Regions from separate parts of the Homo sapiens genome. Here region 1 is linked to region 2. A link is a contact called in ENCODE Hi-C data. All regions are on one chromosome and are shown on one strand. Each heading gives the region's core, a stretch centred on a gene start or an enhancer-like site at or near the end of the contact. The rest is flanking DNA. Distances are from core to core; before and after follow the strand shown.

Region 1 (2,700 bases), core at 1-2,500, 6.7 Mb before region 2:
TTCATAGTCCAGCAGATCAGTCACAGTGGGCCGTTCCCCGCAAGCTGCACAGTCGAGCCTGCGGCTCCGCAGCCGAATAGAGCGGAAATGCCCTCTCAGGGCATCAAAGAGCAACAAGCTGCCACTGTAAGAGGGGCCCAGACCCGCAGCGATTTTCAGCACTTCCAAGGCCTGCAGGCAGCCCAGGACCCCGGTAACGACACCGAGCACCCCGCCGTCCGCGCAGTTGGTCACTGTCTCCGCTGGGGGTGGTTGGGGGAATATGCAGCGATAGCAAGGGCCACCGTCATAATGGTAGACTGTGATTTGGCCCTCGAAGCGCAAGGCACTGGCAGACACGAGGGGCCGACCCGCCAGCACACATGCGTCATTAACCAGGTAGCGAGTGGGCACGTTGTCCGAGCAGTCAGCCACCACATCATATCGGCGGACCAGGTCTAGGGCAGTGGCTGGCGTAAGGGCCTGAGTGTACGGCACGCATTCCACTGCCGAATTGAGGCGGCGCAGCGAGGCGGCGGCCGAAAAGGCCTTGGCCTGGCCAGCCAGTGCCTCGCCATGCAGCACTTGGCGGGCCAGGTTGCTCATCTCTACCACGTCATAGTCCACAAGGCCAAGGCGGCCCACGCCGGCCGCTGCCAAGTACTGCGCTAGTGGACAGCCGAGCCCACCGCAGCCCACGATTAGCACGCACGCGGTCCCCAGGCGCAGCTGTCCGTGCACGCCCAGCTCGGGCAGCACTAGCTGCCGGCTATAGCGCAGAATCTCATCTCGGGACAGAGCGGCCTTCGGCGGCAGCGGCGACACCGGAACCAGCCGTTCTGGCTGCGGTTCCTGCTCAGCCAAAAGAGCCGACGCCAGCTTCTGCTTCAGCGAATTCAATTCCTCCTCACGTTGGGCAACTTCAGCTTGTAAGGCGAGTACCTCCTCCCGGGAAGCCATGGCGACCTCTTCCGGAAGTTGTCGTGAAAGGCATTTCCGCTTCCGTCTTCTGTCTCCTAGCGACTGGGATAAACTAAAAAACTTTATGGAGCTTGGGAAAAGGTGATGAATAGATATTTACTTCCTGAAGAAACCTTCAGATTAAACTTCAAAGATGTATAAATCCAGAATATTTCTAATTGAACCACGCAATGGCCCTAGAAGAACTAGCGATCAATCACACAGGTCATCCCCCGCTTCCGAATTTGGTACGGTCCGACCCGTCCTTTTCCGCGCCACATTACGTAATTCCGCTTCCGGCATCTGGCTCAGTTCCGCCATGGCCTCCTTGGAAGTCAGTCGTAGTCCTCGCAGGTCTCGGCGGGAGCTGGAAGTGCGCAGTCCACGACAGAACAAATATTCGGTGCTTTTACCTACCTACAACGAGCGCGAGAACCTGCCGCTCATCGTGTGGCTGCTGGTGAAAAGCTTCTCCGAGAGGTAGCGCACCAGGTCTCCCTCCCCGAAGAATGAGATGAGCTGGCTTCCCCGGCCCGGGTGTCGGCAGCTGGCTGCGCGAAGCGGCCCTGTCCAGCCTTCTTTGCCTCACACAGGAAGGCCCGGGGAGAGGGCCACCCTGCGAGGGAAGCAGAGGCGGATGCTTGTTGGGTTTTCTTCGTGTCCTGGGTTCTCATTCCTGCCCTTGGGTTTTGTGAGACTCTCATTTATCTTTATTATGTAGTACTCCCGTCCCCCGCCTTTCCGTAGAAAGGTTGGCCACTCTTTTACTTGGAAGCGAGGCTGAAAGCGTGATCCCACTCCTCCCTCTAGGCGGTCAGGATCTGCGGCAAGAGCCGGGAGTCCAAGCGAGAGCTCTCACTCTCCGCTCCGGTGCCGAGTGCTTACATAAGCATGAGGTTTGGTGTGTGTGGGTTAGGGAGCTATTGCTGGGCACGATAACCTTTCTGGAAAGGAGAAAGCAGAAGAGCATCTTCGCTGATCACTGGTGGATGTTTGGTGTGATTGTTAGAACCGGGATGGGGGGTGGGTGGAGTTCGAATTTGGAAGTGTTAATGCAGTGTTTTTAAAAACTGCAAAAAATCCTGGAGTCAGTACGAAGTAACTTGTTTTACGATTGCACAAATGGGATCATGCTGTGAAATCTTTGAAGACTTTTTCTCATATTAACATGTACAAACATAGCAAATTACTTTGGAAGTTAGGTAACATTCCATATGGCTGTGTTATTTATTTAATCAGGTCATGGCAATGAACTGGATTATTTCCAGCGCCTTTTGGTTGTTTCTGTTTTTTGGCTTTTGCTTTGTCGATGAGAACAAGGACTTTGTTCACACCATATTTTCCAGCTAAATTTAGAAAAGTGCTTGACACATAGCGGTGCTCCTTTATTGCATCAGTGTTGGCAGCAGACGCGTTCATACTTTTACTTGTGTACTAGGGATAAATTCTTCGAGGTAGGATTGCTGGGTCGACAGAAATGTGCTTAAAATGGACAGTTACTGCCAAATTGCTCTAAAGAAAAAAAAGGTTGTACAAGTTTGGACTCTCCATTCTTCAGAGTGCCTGTTTCCCTATCAACCAGCCCGCCTGAGCATTAGACTTAACATTGTTGGAAGTACTCATTTGTGAAAACCATTGCTGTTTTGATTGTATTTCCTTGAATAACTGCCTTCATATGCCTTGCCCCTCAGAGTTTTAAAATTTTTATTTTTCCTGTTTAATCTTTTAATTTTGATTTCTATAAGCTCTAAATTAAAGAAA
Region 2 (2,700 bases), core at 131-2,630:
CAACCGGTCAGTTACTGAGCCTCTGGTATGAACGACGAGAATTTAAAATGTTTTATCCAGGGCCAACATCATGCTTCATGTTTAACAACGTTATACAATAAATTGTTAGATTTCATTTACAGACATAGGCCAGGCATTCCAAAGCCTGGCTGTAGTTAAGCTGGACACAGTTAAACCATCTTCGGCAGCCTATCTAGTTGACTACAACTAAGGTATTGGGGAATGACGGTGGATGGGGCCAGTTTTGGTTCAGGGAAAAACCCTCACTCTAGGGGTGGGCCACAATCAACGCCATCCAACTCAATTGCGCAAAATCATCTGTTCTCACGAAGCTTTGAGCAGTGCAGACGTGGAGCTGGAGATTGGCAGGCGAGGAGAGGCACAGCTAGATCAGCAGAACCAGTCCTGGTGATGGAGCGGGTGGCAGCTGTTGCACAGATCACCTTTTCCCGCCTACCATCTGAGCAACATTCAGAATCAGAAAAATGTAAAGAATCCTAAAATTCATCTCCTTTGGTGAACTGCCTAAATCTTTTTGCAAAATTTGGTGTGTAGGTGCATTTCTTTGGCAAGAGGATCTACAGTTCTCACCAGATTCTCAAAGGAGTCTACGCCTGAAAACACGAGATTCACCGATAAGGTTCAACTTCCTCACTTACTAGATGGAAAACTGAGAGGCCCAAAGGAGGAAAAGCAGTTGCCTCAAGACAAACAGCAGAGATATCAAAACCGAAGGCATTTCAATTCAATTCTAATTCTGGCTTCACACTATTGACCCTGGCCACGTCCAATACCTCTTCACTTCTCTGCAGGACCTAAAAGATCACCAGGAGGCGAGGGCTGGTGTCCGAGTCCCGGAGAGGTCGCAGGCAGTCCAGATTCTAGCATCACAGAAACTCTGGCCAAGCGCTCAGCCGGGGATTGTCTGCCATAAAGACCCCCGCACCCTGTCCTCGCCCCCGCCCCGTGGAATTCCTCTGCATAGGTGACTCCACGTAGAGGACCGAGCGCAAGGAGATCCCGGGGCGGTGGAGGCAGAGGACTACTGTGAAGAATGACGCCTACTCACTCACCTAACAGAGAGGAGGAAGCAGGCACGCCCCAAAAGCGGGTCGGGAGCAAATCCACGCCACTGGGAGGAGGCAAACCGAAGAATAACAGGAAATTACGTAAGGCGCACGTGCTTCTGAGGGGGGCGGGTGCGGGGCGTTGGAGAGGCGCGGCCGCCGCCCTGCGTCTGCGCAGTCGTCGGCTGCCGCGCTGCCGAGTCACTGGGGTGGGAGGAGCATAAGCAGGGGGAGGGGTGCATGCCGGAGTGCGCAGGCGCAACGCGACTCCCGAGGCGCGGGCCGCCCCCTTGGCTGGTTTGGATCCGGGTCAGTCGGGTGCCGAGATTTGGGAGAGACGCTCTGAACTGACTGCCCCGCATCACCGGAGCGTCCCAGCTGCGAGGAGGTAAGTGCCCTGACGTGACGGGGAGGGGCCGCAGCACTGCGTCTCAGCTTCCACTGCCGGTCTGGCCGCGGGCGGTTTTCCCCGGGCCCGCCCGCCTTGGGTCGCGTCGTCTCCCGACGCCTCCTGCCTGGGCCGGGCCTGGGCCTCTCCGCGCCCCCTTATCTGCCGCGGCCTGTGCCTGCTGGAGCTCCGAGCTCCACGCTCTCTCCCCTTCCCGCCTTCCCGTCCTCCCGCGGTCCCCCGCCCCGTCTCGCTCCTCCGCCGTCTCCCGCCCAGCGGCAGCTTCCCCTTTTCGCCCTCCTTGGCCGCCCTTTGCCCCTTCCAGTCCTTTCTCTCTCGCCTCGGAGCCCCATTCTCTTTGGCTACCTCTTCGGCCCCACTCCTTTCTTCTCCCGCATCCCTTGTGCCTCGCTCCGACTCCAGCCTCTCGTTCTGACCCCAGGAATCTCCCGAGGAGCGCAACTTCACAGCTGGAGACCCCGGGCGGGCAGTGCCCCTGGACAGCTCCCTGCTTGGCGTTGTCCCCACACTCCAAGCCCCGTCCTACCCCTCTGGGTTCTGACTAGGAATTTTCCTCCGTTCATGTTTAACCGCGACAGGCACAGACTCTGGGTGAAAAGAAAGAACTTTGTGCTTTGGCTGCAGCGCTGCGAGTATAAAGGGATGAGTGGGTTGCACGGAGAGGTGTGAATGTGCTTTTTGTCCTGGGGGCCGATTGTTTCCTCCCGGTCTAGTTTGCCTCTTAGAGTTGCTGGGTTTGGTTTTCTTCCCCATACTCTACGCTTTCTGGTGGTCTGGGAGTTTCGAAATCTTTAATGTTGTGATGACAACGCTTACCCGCGCATCCCTTCTTGATCGTTCTTAGGTCTTCTCAGGGGCCTGGAAGTGTAGACCTAGGCTTGGGATTCAAGGAGGTCTTGGTTAAAACGGCAAGATGTAAATAAGATTGTGACGCATCCATTTTGTTGAAAGAAAAAACCAGGAATTTGGCCTTTTGATGGAGGAACTTAGAAGAACTTTGTAATTTTTGTAAGGTTGTGGAAAATCCGAGGCAAAGTTAAATTGCCTGGTGTGATTTGACTTTAACTTCGAATAGGCTTTTTAAAGTTTCATCTCTTTGGAGATTGTTCAACTTCACGAGTTCACTGCAGTGAAAACGCCAAGACTGTCTCCCACAAATTTAATATTAATGAAGAAAGGCAAGCCAATTATATCTGTTGTCCGGAGTTAGTTGTACAGCCCTTT

The links. Hi-C counts contacts between places; a loop is a spot of excess contacts on that map. Pooled maps may share reads with other maps.
Region 1: a loop to region 2 is called in a pooled map, with 17 times the contacts of the local background. The contact joins the promoter of DPM1 here to the promoter of OSER1 in region 2. A Hi-C loop is called at or near these places in 4 of 50 pooled maps.

Annotation. Positions count from the first base shown.
Region 1 is chr20:50,957,082-50,959,781 of GRCh38, reverse strand. It overlaps DPM1 (dolichyl-phosphate mannosyltransferase subunit 1, catalytic), which reads left to right and starts at 1,250. Exons shown (of 9, transcript NM_003859.3): 1 at 1,250-1,419. The coding sequence starts at 1,259. MOCS3 (molybdenum cofactor synthesis 3) reads right to left here and starts at 964. Exons shown (of 1, transcript NM_014484.5): 1 at 1-964. The coding sequence starts at 939. RefSeq lists enhancers at 181-791, 1,004-1,493.
Region 2 is chr20:44,209,451-44,212,150 of GRCh38, reverse strand. It overlaps OSER1 (oxidative stress responsive serine rich 1), which reads left to right and starts at 1,380. Exons shown (of 4, transcript NM_016470.8): 1 at 1,380-1,455. OSER1-DT (OSER1 divergent transcript) reads right to left here and starts at 1,191. Exons shown (of 3, transcript NR_038339.2): 1 at 1,074-1,191. RefSeq lists silencers at 978-1,426, 1,622-1,691 and an enhancer at 1,351-1,970.